Linked DNA regions of Homo sapiens: region 1 is linked to region 2. A link is a contact called in ENCODE Hi-C or POLR2A ChIA-PET data. All regions are on one chromosome and are shown on one strand. The core of a region is the stretch at or near the end of the contact, and the rest is flanking DNA. Distances in the headings are between cores, read along the strand shown.

Region 1 (7,466 bases), core at 4,536-7,035, 180 kb after region 2:
CTGTACACTCCCTAGTAGAAGATCCTGGGAAACAACAACAACAACAACAAAAACCTTTAAAAAGCTTAAACTGTTTTCAGTAAGCATATTGTTTGTAGTAGTACTGGTATAGTTTTTCTAAGACTTCTGTGTGTGCTGATCAAGTAAATAAGTGATCATATTGGTGTGGTTGAAAATGAGAACACTCAAAGTGGAGGACTAGGATACAAATGTAAGATCAACTGGGCTAAATAAAAACTTATGGTCCTGAATTGGAATCGAAAGTAACAGTATAAACAACTGATGTATTTTATCTTAAACATTTTTTCAACTTTGTCTACTAAAAGTCCTAGTGAAAAATGACCTACCCAGTATTTATGAGCCCCCTAGCACCCAAACTGTGGTCTCTAATACGATTTTCCACTGAAAAGAACCAATGCTTCTTGAAGAAGTGATCGATTCTAGATCTGTGATACAAAATGTACCAGATAAGTCATGAAATGTTTGTCTAACCACAAAGAAAAGAAACTACCAAAAACTACTAGCGTCATGTCCAAAAGAACTGAGGTGCCACCAACTTGACTAGATTCCCACTGGTCAAAGATGGAACAACTAAGTAAGCATCAAAAAGAATAATAACCGCAATCGACTGAAACACTTTCAGTATGCTTAAGTCTCCGGCTTTATAATGACACTAAAAAACAAAACAAAACCCACTGGTTGCCTTGGAACGATGCTGGGAAATCAACTCATTATTTTGAAAAATGGTAGAATTAAACATTCATCTTGCCTTACATATTCAAATTAAATGTTAGAATAACTGAATGGTTTAAAAGGAGAAGTTTATCTTTAGAGAAATGATCCAGGTAATAAAGCAAGAAGGAAAGGTGAAATTAGAAAATCACCATTTTGGGCTGGGCGTGGTGGCTCACGCCTGTAATCTTAGCACTTTGGGAGGCCGAGGCCGGTGGATCACGAGGTCAGGAATTCAAAACCAGCCTGGCCAACATGGCAAAACCCCGTCTCTACTAAACACAAAAAACAAAAACTAGGCAGGCGTGGTGGCTACTTGGGAGGCTGAGGCAGGAGAATCACTTGAAGCCAGGAAGTGGAGATTGCAGTGAGCTGAGATCGTACCACTGCACTGCAGCCTGGGCAACAGGGCGAGACTCCATCTCAAAAAAAAAAAAAAAAAAAAAGAAAGAAAAAGAAAAGAAGATCACCATTTTACAATTTTACAACCCTAATGAAATAATGAATTTGTGCAATAATTATCAAAGACTGCTAACATCCAGAAGAGAGAAATAATCACACAACATGGCATCCTATCTGAAGTACACAACACCCTCTATGATGTATGTGCTAAAAAAAAATTTAACCTCAATCTGATCGGGCCTCCAAACCCAATTTACAGGAAATAAGGGGCAGAGGGACATGTTAAATAGCACTACAATGATGCAGTTGACAAAATCTAGACTTTTGGAAATTCTAAAGACAAAGACACATTTCTACACTGAAAAAAAAGCGTGGAAAAATGAGAGGGCAAACCAATAGATTAAAAGAGACTGAAAAGACAACCAATCACAGCCCACGAGCCCTAATAAAATTCTGATGCAAACAAACCATTTAAAATACATAAATGCTCTAAACCTGGATTGTGGCGATGTTTGCACAACTGTTTAAATTTACTAACAATAGGCCGGCGTGGTGGCTCACGCCTGTAATCCCAACACTTTGGGAGGCCGAGGCAGGTGGATCACAAGGTCAAGAGATGGAGACCATCCTGGCCAGCATGGTGAAATCCCATCTCTACTAAAAATAGAAAAATTAGCTGGGCATGGTGGCGCACACTTGTAGTCCCAGCTACTGGGGAGGCTGAGGCAGGAGAATGGCTTGAACCCGGGAGGCAGAGGTTACAGTTAGCCGAGATTGCACCACTGCACTCCAGCCTGGAGACAGAGCAAGATTATGTCTCAAAGAAAAAAAAATTACTAACAATCAAACGGTATATTTACAATGGGTGAAGTTTACAGCTTGTAAATTATACCTCAATAAAACTGTGTCAGGCTATCAGGGAAATATGAAGACTAATGAACAATAAGGAATTATTGTTGATTTTTAAGGCATTATCATATTGTGGTTTTTTTTAAAATACTTCTTATCTTTTAAAGACAAATACTGAAGTATTTACAAATATTTGCAGATAATTCAAAGCATTTGTTTCCAAACATTCTGGTGTGGAGGCGATGGGGACAAAAGGTAATGAGCACACAGGCATTATTACACTATTCTACATTTGTGCACATTCGAAATGTTCCCTAATAAAAAGTGGAGCGGCTGGGCGCGGTGGCTCACAGCTGTAATTCCAGCACTTTGGGAGGCCAAGGCATGCAGAACATCTGAGGTCAGGAGTTCAAGACCAGCCTGGCCAACACGGTGAAACCCTGTCTCTAATAAAAATACAAAAATTAGCCAGGCGTGGTGGCACGGCCTGTGGTCCCAGCTACTCGGGAGGCTGAGGCAGAAGAATTGCTTCGCCGCACTGCAGCCTGGGTGACAGAGCAAAACTCCTTCTCAAAAATAAAAAAATAAATAAATAATAGTAGAGCATTAAAAGACAATTTGAAAACAAGAAAAGAGAAACAGTAAGGAAGAGAGAAAGGCTTTTAATTAATTACTTTGCTCTCTCTTAATTATTTAGCTCTCAGCTTTCTACCTTTGCTATTAACACAATTGATGTGTGGAAATAGATGGCATATAAATAATAATAAATAAATTTTTATAATAATATAAAAACCAAATAACCATAACTTACGTCCCGCGTCTTCAAACCCATACAGAGCGTGGAACTGCTGCCTCCCATCCCTGGGATGTTGCAAAGGAAATGGAAACCAACCACCAACACAAGGATATGACCCACACATGGGAGAGGACGTGCTGAGCAGGGATCTGGAGGTGTTTTAGTCATGGTTTGTGACCACTGTGGTGCTGCACACAGCCTGTGCCTTGGCATCCCACCACCATTTATAACAGTCAACCCAGTGAAATCAGATCCATTAAACAGCTTATTTTTAAAGAAAATACTTTACATTGCTGCACACGGCTGGGCGAGGTGGCTCACACCTGTAATCCCAACACTTTGGGAGGCCGAGGCAGGTGGATCACTTGAGGCCAGGAGTTCGAGACCAACCTGGCCAACATGGTGAAACTCCGTCTCTACTAAAAATACAAAAAATTAGCCAGGTGTGGTGGCGTGTGCCTGTAGTCTCAGCTGCTCAAGAGGCTGAGGCAGAAGAATTGCTTGAACCCAGGAGGTCAAGGTTGCAGCGAGCCGAGATCGCGCCACTGCACTTCAGCCTGGGCAACAGAACGAGACTCCGTCTCAAAAATAAATAAATAAATAAATGGTTGCATGAACATCAAAGCTTACATATTCACGAGTAATGTTATTTAAGTTTACACTAAAAATGGGTGAATTTATGATATGTAAATTATACTTCAATGAAGCTGTTAAACAAAAAAGGCACTTCCTAAAAATTGAAAGTGACACCTGTCAGGTGAGTAACAGGTTTTTTCATATCTGAGTGTGGATATCAGTCGCTTGCTCTGGACACAGAGCCAAAGAAAATGCTGAACACATTCTCTGGATTTATCTGAGTGACGCAACATAGCATGGTGGTAAAGAACGTGGCCTTCGGGGTTGGACAGATGGGCTGTGTTCAGCAAGCTTAAGTAAATGCTTAACCTTTCCAATCCCAGACTCCTCTTCAGGAAAACAGGAATAAAAACACCTTCCTTGCAGGACAGATGCAGGGATTAAATGAGGTAATGCAGTAAAGTTTGGCATCTAAGATTTCAACCCAAACCAGTGGCTATGATGGCTTCTAACACCAAGGCTTGCACAAGGAGACTGAACAAAAGGGGGACTTGCAGCGTGTTTCACTGGCCAAAAAAAATTAAAAATAGGCCGGGCACGGTGCCTCATGCCTGTAATCCCAGCACTTTGGGAGGCCAAGGTGGGCAGATCACGAAGTCAGGAGTTCAAGACCAGCTTGACCAAAATGGTGAAATCCCATCTCTACTAAAAATACAAAAATTAGCAGGCGTGGTGGCACATGCCTGTAATCCCAGCTACTCAGGAGGCTGAGGCAGGAGAATCGCTTGAACCCGGGAGGCGGAGGTTGCAGTGAGCCGAGATGGTGCCACTGCACTCCAGCCTGGGTGACAGAGCGAGACTTCGTCTCAAAAAATATTAAAAATAAAAATAAAAAAATAGAGCACTTGAGCTGCCAGATGACCTGGCAGGGCACACATCTGACGAAAAGAATTTTCCAGTGATGATTCTGAAATGATGAAGAAGTTTAAAAGAGCTTCAAAGGGCTGCGGCCGTGTCTCGAGCCCACACAGACCGGTCAGCCCTGTCACCTCCAGAACCGGCCTGGCACCATGGAAAGGGCACGGAAAGGGCTGCCAAAGCCGTCCTCGCGCCCACGCACGAAACCACCACCTCCGCAGCCGGGCCCAGCAGCTCCACTCCATCTCCCCTTTTCAAAATGAAGACCCTAAGATCTCCTTCGAGGAGATGAGCAGAAAGCCCAGCCGCAGAGCTGCGGACGCTAACGCCAGCGCCAAGCGGGTGCCGACACTCCCTGTGCTGTTCCGGCCCCACACCATCTGGAAAACAAGGTCGTCTTACCCTGTTTAGTCCATGAGGAAAGAAAGGCTCAGCTCAGGGAGGACATTTGCCCAAGGTTACATAACTGGTGGGTGCGCGGGCCAGGCCTGACATCGGGTCCACCCAGATGCCAACCTTCCTTACTGCTCCTCTCCAGCGCCTCAGCCAGCTCCCAGCCTGGGACCCAGAAAGGCCCAGAGCCCGCGCTCATGCCAGCACACGATATCTTCGGTACTAATCCCCGGATTTCATTAATCTCTATCACAGGTCCAAAGAGGAGGGGTCGCTGAGGCTGGGCTAATCTCCCTCCCGAGTTTGACTTCCAACTTTCCATGAAGGCCTTAGCCCTATTGCATCCCATGGGACCAAGTAAAAACCTTAGGCTCCCAGAAGATCAAGGGGATGTTTATCTGGCATCTAGGGATCAACTTCTGGAAGAAAAAAATACAGCAATATATCTAAATCCATTTCTTCAGGAAATTAATGAATGGAAGGGCTGCTCTTAGCAGAGTCTCCAGAACTGAATATGCAGAGGGCTTAAGGGTTCCTTTTCTAAGTAAGAGCTGTCTCACTGCTTCCTTTTTTTATTTTTTTTTTTTTTTTATTTTTTATTTTTGTGAGACAGGGTCTTGCTTTGCCACCCAGGCCGGAGTGCAGTGGCACAATCATGGCTCACTGTATCCTGGACCTCCTGGGCTCACACAATCCTCCTTCCTCAGCTCCCAAGTAGCTAAGACTACAGGCACGTGCCCCCACACCTGGCTCTTTTTTTTTTTCTTTCTTTCTTTCTTTTTTTTTTTTTTTTTTTTTTTTTTTTTTTTTTTTGTAGAGAGGGGGTTTCGCTATGTTTCCCAGGCTGGTCTCTAATTCCTGACCTCAAGTGATCCGCCCACCTTGGCCTCCCAAAGCGCTGGGGTTACAGGCGTGAGGTTACAGGCCAAGCCCTTAAATTATTCAAAGCTAAAGTTCTACTCCCAAGACCCCAAGGTTAACCGAAGTCCAGAAGTCCTCCGGTACCTGAAATACCTCACAGCTGCTAGGCTTTATGGCTGTTGTCAGACTGTTCAAACACAAACAGAGCCAAATATCCTGCCAGCCAGCACGGACCTGCTCCCAAGAATCATGTGTTATGGTTTCCATCACACCCAGCCATCAAGTCCTGTTTGAGCTTGTCATCCCTGCAAGCCATGTGACTGCTGGCACCTACCTGGGTCACATTTGCCTCTTCCCTTGGGACACAGCTTTTTGCAAAAAGGCCATAGCCACTTGCTAGGATGAGTCAGAAGTTCCTCAAATCTCCTGACACAACTCAGGGGCAAAGAGAAAGGGACAGCAAACAGGCCCAGCAGGGGCTGTCTAGCCATGACATAAGAAGCCAGCACATATCTTTAGAGGAGCGTTCAGCTCCGAATCCCAACCTGCTTCACAAACACCTGGGGCAAACTCCAGAGATGGCATTTCCACTGGCAATGACAGGAATCGGGCCAAACACCACACATCCCCCTGGACACTCTTGACGTTCAATACATTCACAGAAGCTTCCTTGACCACTCCTGGGCCCTGTGACCCTATCAGGCCAAGGAGCTGGTTCACAGAAAGTGAAAGATTCTGACAAGCAGAGTATTTTCCCTCTGAGCAGGTGTGGTTCCTCACTGAAACAGGAATCCTCTTTATTCCACAAGCGAGACACAGAACAAACAGTGCCCCAGGCCGGAGAACTGAGGCCAGACCTGCTTCCCAGGTGACCCCGGTGTCCACAAAATAAATGCCCCTGTAGGATGGGGATCATCCGCCTGCCTCTTTGCACACACTAGTCTCCTGGCCATTCTCCTGCGAAGGCCTCAACCTCCCAAAGCCCTTTAAAAGATAACATTTTTTCCATCCCCTTTTAATTATCTTGAGCCAATGGGGACAGGTTCAGACTCTGTCCCTGATTACTTTGATGGGTAAATCCCCTGCTGCTCGGCTGAGGAGGGCTCTCAGTAACCTCAGTCCAGCCATCCAGCTCCCCACAGCCCCGCCGCCAGGAAGAGCCTGGCTCCACAACCCCGTGCCAGGCCCTTGACTTCCAGCCAAGCGTACCCACTCACTCTTTTCCTGTGCTTTCCTGATTTTTAAAAGAGCTGGCACGGGGGCTCATGCTTGTAATCCTGGCACTTTGGGAGGCCAAGACCAGAGGATCTCTTGAGCCCAGGAGTTCGAGACCAGCCTGGCCAACATAGAGAGACTCCCATCTCTGCAAAACAATTAAAATAGAAAGATTATTGGGTGGGTGCAGCATACCAATATGGCACATGTATACATATGTAACAAACCCACACATTGTGCACATGTACCCTAGAACTTAAAGTATAATAATAATAATAATAATATATATATAAAAGATTATTGGGGCCAGACGTGGTGATTCATGCCTGTAATCCCAGCACTTTGGGAAGCTGAGGCAGGCAGATCATCTGAGGTCAGGAGTTCGAGACAAGCCTGGCCAACATGGTGAAACCCCATTTCTACTAAAAATACAAAAATCATCCAAGTGTGGTGGTGGGCTCCTGTAGTCCCAGCTACTTGGGAGGCTGAGGCAGGAGAATTGCTTGAACCCAGGAGGCAGAGATTGCAGCGAGTTGAGATCACGCCACTGCATTCCAGCCTGGGCAACAGAGCGAGACTCCCTCTCAAAAAAAAAAAAAAGATTATTGGGTGTGGTGGTGCGTACCTGTAATGCCAGACACTTGGGAGGCTGGGGCAGGAGAATCCATTGAGTGCAGGAGTTTGAGTCTGCAGTGAGCCATGACAGTGACACTGAACTCCAGCT
Region 2 (6,669 bases), core at 477-2,976:
CTCTCTCAGTACAACTTGTGCTTCCATACAATTCTGACGTGCACGGTAAATCTCTCCTCCTTTGAACTCCCAAAGCATTTCAATCTAGACACCTCTTAGAGGACTCATCGCATTCTGCTCTATAGCATGGTTATTCAGAAAAATGCCTTATTGTTCATGACTGAATGTTAAGCTCCCTGAATGCTTCCTGGAAACCCAGTTGCACAGAGAAGGAGGAATGAGGCTTCCGGGGATGCACTCACCTGGATAACCCCAAGAGTCCAAAATAATACCTTGCGTGGAATTGACGCTCAATACTTGCTCTGAACAAACTCGTAGTTGCGGAGAATGTAAAACGTAAAAGGAATTTGCCAGATGAGTCTAACAAATCTCCCATCCTTCACTTCTCTCCCAGTGCACCAGGATGGCCAACCTGAAAACTTTGCCTAAAATTAATAAGCATAAAAGGTGGCCTGCAGTCTCGCTGCTGCTAAAGGGCTTGGGGAGACAATGCCCAATGCAGAGAGAGGAGCAGTTGCTGAGAATGTCAAGAAGCAAAGAAACAGCAGGACACGCATAATCCTAGTCATGGAATGTATTTATGAGATGGCTCTCAATATACAAAAAGGGAATGCTATATGGACCTGGAGGAACCAGCCAATATCAGATTGGCTGGCAGGCAGTTTCTCACCTGAGAAAATGAGAATTAAAAAAAAAAAAAAAATAGAGTAACTATCAAGGACCCTCTCAAGGCAAAGTCCCCTTAAGCCATATTTTCTAATCATCCTGCAAGAAACTTCAGATTGGGGCCCAGTGGTTTTATTCGAACAAGATTTCATCAGTCCTCTAAATGTACAGGCAACTCTAGAGCCCTCTATTTCCTGGGCTTGCCCCCCATCTCCCCCTGCAGATGCTCTGGGATCCCGTTAATAATCTACTTCCAAACGGCTCCTCCGTGTCCTAACCCCTGGCCACCTCTACCCTACCTCCAGGCCTCATTCCCCTGCCTGCCTGGCTGAAGGACACAGGCCTCTTTTGTCATCAGCAATCCCTACACTTGCTGGGGTCAAGGACCCTGCCTCCTTCCTACTCCATTGGGGCCCACATCCTGCTTCTCTCCTTCCACCTCAGCAACCCTCCACTGTGCTGTCTCACATTCCAGACACCTTCTCCCCTCCCTTATTGCTTTCTTCCATCACTAACACTGACTCTAGAAGCATGCTCAGTCAGGGACCCAGGAGCGAGTGATTTGGGGTGTCCTGCAGTACACCACCCAAGCACCTGCTAGTCTGGATTTCTGTGAGCTGAAGTTTTGTTTGTGTAAACTTGCAAGCTGTTTTTTATTTTCCTCCTATGTTGATTCACATTAAAACAGTTACTGAGTTCAAACTTTGGGATGGGGGCGAAGGGAGTTTACTCAGCTGAGACTGGAGATGGCCAATGGGATGGCCAAAGGGCCTCAAACCTGCTGTTCCTGGACAAATGTGCATCCTCCCCAGCCTGCCTGCCGCGGGCACAGGGTGCTGGGCTGCAGCTAGCTTCTTCCCCAAGGACTGGTGGCCAGCCACAGATCTCAGGGCTGCTTGTTTCTGATTGAAAAACTCACAGTACAAACTCTCTCGGACTAGTAGGAAAATGAGAGGCTGTTAAGTACGGAGACCTCTGTGAATTGTGCCAAGAACTCTCTGTCACACGGCCCTAGTGTGCTGAAACAGGCTGGAAAGGCCAGTCTTACAAAAGAGTTAAATGAAGGCCACATCACCAGCCCGCTGCTGCTGCAAATCTGACAGGAACAGGACGTTCTAGAATGGCTCCACCCTGGAGCCTCAATCCATCAATCCCAGCAGAGAATACCCAGTGCCAGGCTCTAACAGCTGCCCGCAGACCCCCTCTCTCACCTCTCTGCCAGGCTCCTGCTTTGTCACCAGGCTCCTAATTAGCTATGGAAACAGCACACACTTTGCATTGCGTCACTTGCATCTCTCCGTGTCCCACACATCAGCATGCGTGGCACAGAGAGCCCGTGAGTTCAGAAAGACGCAGCCTAGTGCCCTAGTTGGCTATTGTTTATCATCCGTCTTGATAACTGGCATATACTCAGGTGGCCACACAGGTTGTGTCTAAAACATCTGGCCAGTTGTTGATCTCCCCAGATGTGTGGCAGTTGGCAGTGCTGGTCCTTGTCTCCCTTTAGCCTCCTACAAAAAGTAGTCCAGCCCCTCCCCTGGCATTCCTTCCTCATGCAGTGTGGAAATCAGTTTCTGGCAGCCTGCCCACAGCTGCCCCAGCCTGGTCCCTCTTCACAGCCCACCTGCCCCTCCACCAGTCATCCCCACGTGTGCAACCACATCCACTTCTGTCCTGGCACTTTCCATCAGTGGATTTATCTCTGTCAAGTGTTCCTGCCAAGCTTTTTTCCAAGGACTGCCTTAAGTACAGCAACAAGTATACACCACCCAGAGTCTCCCTGACAGATACTGGATGAGTCTTCCGACCAGGTAGTTTGTATTTTAGCAAGAGGAACCCAAATTTCAAATTCTCGTCCTAGCTGGTATTTCCCTTCCTGAAATACAAGGGCTCCCCAAGTACTTCTCCGTGACTGATCCATTTTTCTCTCTTACAGATGTCTACAACTTTCCTACTCCCACCCCCGCAAATTCCTCCAACACAGCTCCATCGATAAAAGTCATATTTGCCTTCTAAATCACAACCCAGAATTTTCAGAAAATTTCCATGACTTCATTGCAGGCTGCTCTTTGCAATGTCTTTTTTCCTTTGTGATTCTCTCCCACTGCTGCTGGTGCCCACCTGGTTCCTACCCTCACCTTCCCTGCAGAAGCTGATGGTGGAAGTGAAGATGATGATGGTGATGATGATGGTGACGAGAGCTAACATTTACTGGGCATCAATATTGCACTGGGTGCTGTTCTAAGCACTTTACATATAAGATTCACCAAGTCTTCCCTCTGCATGTTATTTTAGTTTTTCTAAACTCTTACCTGAGAAAACTACCAGAGTGCGCAGAGGAGGGAAGAAGCCATAATAGCCAATCAGATCAATATCAATATCTCTGATGTCCTGATTTGGCATGTTTTATGGTCTTTATCCCTCTATCTATAACTCCCACATATTCAGGCCTATGTCTTCTTGGTCCTGAACATATAACCTTGCTTTTAAACTAAGAAGTAATATTTCATTTTTAAAATTGCATGTTTTTATAAACGAAACATTGAATTTCCAATGGTAAATCAAGAGAACACAGATTTGGGATAAGAATGATACATATTTTTAAGTCCTGCCTCTGCCAATTACTAGCTTTGTGATTCTGGGTGTATTTCTTAATGCTTCTGAGACTTGGTTTCATTATGTATAGAATGAAAACAATACAGACCTTGCAGATTTTTGAAAATTGCAAGAAGCGATGTTTGCAAAGTACCTACCTTATTGCTCTGCACCTAATAGACGCTACAGAAATACCTCATCCTTTTCTAAAAAGATGTCTATTGTGTCAGTGTAGCAGGTGGGTATGAAAGGCACAGATTTCTCTTCAATACTTTTCTCAGTGCAACGTCTTTCCCAGAAACCGGGGGAAAACTCTTCATGTGACATACAACACAGAAGTCACCTTGTCCATAGCATACCAGAGCTAACAATTGTTATGCATTCTGCTCTGTGCAAATTGCAAGCCTAAAATCTTCCTTTTGTCCTCTACTTCCCTGGAGTCTCTCAGTGAGTTTACTCTGAGATCTGTATTAGGCTGTTCTCACATTGCTATACAGAACTACCTGAGACCGGGTAATTTATAAAAAAAAAAAAAAAAGAGGCTTAATTGGCTCACGGTTCTGCAGGCTGTACAGCAAGCATGATGCTGACATCTGCTCAGCTTCTGATGAGGCCACAGGAAACTTACAAATATGGTGGAAGGCAAAGGGGAAGCGCACACTTCCCACAGCCAAAGTAGAAGCAAGGGTGGGCAGGGGAGGTGCTACCCACTTTTAAACAACCAGAACTCACTATCATGAGAACAGCACCATAGGGATAGTGCCAAACCATTTATGAGAAAACCACCCCCATGATCCAATCACCTCCCACTAGGCCCCACCTTTAACATAAGGGATTACAAGTCAACATGAGATTTGGTGGGTACACAGATCCAAACCGTATCAGGATCCTCAATAGGATTTTGTCTTCTGACTTGTTCACCAGGCTCCACGTCTTGTTGACCTGAGAACACTTCAGGGTGGTGGGCACTTGAGAAAACAAGATTTGCAGCAGTGACCCCCAAAATATTGTCAACAGATGGACCATCAGCATCAACAACATTTGGGAGCTTGTCAGAATGCAAGTTCTCAGGCCCTACTCCAGATCCACTAAATCATGGGAGTCTGGAGATAGGGCCCAGAAATCAGTGTTTTCACAAACCCTCCAGGCAATGCTAATGAAGGCTCAGGTTTGAGAACCTACAAACAGAATAAGTGGTGGCAGTTCCAGCAGTATGACTGCAGATCAAAGGATCCAACCTCTGGAGGCACACTGTCAGCTGCCTCCACAGGTAAGGCCACTCACCATGGAAGGGAGACACCATGTCTCCTCACAGAGGCGTCCTTCCCCCCACACAGCCTCCGTAGCATTTCCCCTGCTGCTGTGGCTTAGAAGAGACAGCACACCTGAGACAGATATCTGCAAGCCCAACCCAGGTGCCCTGTTACTGCTCAAACACAAGGTTTGGAATCTGTTCTCCTAAACACCACTCTTTACTCATCCTGAGACTGGGGAAGCACCTCCAACTTGCACCTGGTTTATTCTCACTCAGCAGGGAGTGGAACAGATAAACCAAAGGTGTTATCAGTCACCGCCCAGTCACCCACACTCTCTCAGGTGAAGCTGTGTCTTCCACAGTCCCAGGAGCCAGGCTAACCAGTTACAATTCTCCCAAGTCAGCAGGAAGCAAGGAACAGGAAAGGTCAGCGCTCAGAGCTCCGACTGTAATTAATAACCCAAAGGACGTATCCCAAACACCCTTCTTCCTCCATAGAAAATGCTCCTTTTCAAGCGCTATGGTTTGAATACTTTTGTCCCCTCCAAAAGTCACGTTGAAACTTAATCCCCTCCAAAATTCAGCTGTTGCCAATGTGACAGTATGAAGAAGGGTGCCTTTAAGAGGTGATCAGGCCATGAGGCCTGCTCCCTCGTTAATGGAATTAAGGCCCTTTTGAAAGGAGTTTCATAAAGTTCAGCTAGATGCGCTCTTGCCCTTCTGCCTCCTGCCACGTGAGAATGCAGTAAGAAGGCCCACGCCACATGCCAGTGACTTAATCTTGGAGTTCCCAGCCTCCAGAACTGTGAAAAATACATTTCCATTCTTTATAAGTTAGTCTGTGGTATTCTGTTATAGCAACACAAGTGGACTAAGGCATCAAGATTGTGGAAGAGGCCAGGCACAGCAGGTGTGGTGGCCCACAGCTGCAACCCCAACACTTTGGGAGGCCAAGGCAGGGGATTACTGGAGGACAGGAGCTCAAGACCAGCCTGGGCAACATAGCAAGACCCTATCTAAAAACATATATGTTAAACATTTAGACGGGAGGAGCCAAGATAGCCGAATAGGAACAGCTCCAGTCTACAGCTCCCAGCGTGAGCGACGCAGAACACGGGTGATTTCTGCATTTCCATCTGAGGTACTGGGTTCATCTCACTAGGGAGTGCCAGACAGTGGGCGCAGGTCAGTGGGTGCACGCACCGTGCACGACCCGAAGCAGGGCGAGGCATTGCCTCACTTGGGAAGCGCAAGGGGTCAGGGAGTTCCCTTTCTGAGTCAAAGAAAGGGGTGATGGACGGCACCTGGAAAATCCGGTCACTCTCACCCCAATACTGCGCTTTTCCGACGGGCTTGGAAAGCGGCGCACCGCGAGATTGTATCCCGCACCTGGCTCGGAGGGTCCTGCGCCCACGGAGTCTCGCTGGTTGCTAGCACAGCAGTCTGAGATCGAGCTGCGGGGCGGCAGTGAGGCTGGGGGAGGGGCGCCCACCATTGCCCAGGCTTGCTTAGGTAAACAAAGCAGCCAGGAAGCTCGAACTGGGTGGAGCCCACCACAGCTCAAGGAGGCCTGCCTGCCTCTGTAGGCTCCACCTCTGGGGGCAGAGCACAGACAAACAAAAAGTCAGCAGTAACCTCTGCAGACTTAAATGTCCCTGTCTGACAGCTTTGAAGAGAGCAGTGGGTCTCCCAGCACGCAGCTGGAGATCTGAGAACGGGCAGACTGCCTCCTCAAGTGGGTCCCTGACCCCTGACCCCCGAGCAGCCTAACTGGGAGGCACCCCCCAGCAGGGGCACACTGACACCTCACACAGCAGGGTACTCCAACAGACCTGCAGCTGAGGGTCCTCTCTGTTAGAAGGAAAACTAACAAACAGAAAGGACATCCACACCAAAAACCCATCTGTACATCACCATCATCAAAGACCAAAAGTAGATAAAACCACAAAGATGGGGAAAAAACAGAACAGAAAAACTGGAAACTCTAAAAAGCAGAGCGCCTCTCCTCCTCCAAAGGAACGCAGTTCCTCACCAGCAACGGAACAAAGCTGGACGGAGAATGACTTTGACGAGCTGAGAGAAGAAGGCTTCAGACGATCAAATTACTCTGAGCTACGGGAGGACATTCAAACCAAAGGCAAAGAAGTTGAAAA

The links. A loop is a pair of places that touch in the nucleus more often than their neighbours do. ChIA-PET counts read pairs that join two places held with the same protein, here RNA polymerase II (POLR2A). Pooled maps may share reads with other maps.
Region 1: a map of gastrocnemius medialis shows a loop between it and region 2 (4-fold over the local background). The contact joins two enhancer-like sites. A Hi-C loop is called at or near these places in 1 of 168 maps with a recorded cell type or tissue (gastrocnemius medialis) and 1 of 50 pooled maps. POLR2A ChIA-PET finds 5 or more read pairs at or near these places in 1 of 52 experiments (MCF 10A).

What each region holds. Positions count from the first base shown.
Region 1 is chr13:40,530,991-40,538,456 of GRCh38, forward strand. No RefSeq gene overlaps it. Among named protein-coding and RNA genes, the nearest start is that of LINC00598, 54 kb to the left of the region's middle. RefSeq lists a silencer at 6,582-6,876. Within about 2 kb of position 5,786, at least 7 of the 41 ENCODE cell types and tissues checked have a DNase peak (open chromatin) inside an H3K27ac peak, as active enhancers do; they include gastrocnemius medialis, where a contact is called at or near this core.
Region 2 is chr13:40,350,730-40,357,398 of GRCh38, forward strand. The region is part of intron 6 of LINC00598 (long intergenic non-protein coding RNA 598); the gene reads right to left. Among named protein-coding and RNA genes, the nearest start is that of LINC00598, 130 kb to the right of the region's middle. RefSeq lists an enhancer at 1,649-2,148. Within about 2 kb of position 1,727, at least 15 of the 41 ENCODE cell types and tissues checked have a DNase peak (open chromatin) inside an H3K27ac peak, as active enhancers do; they include gastrocnemius medialis, where a contact is called at or near this core.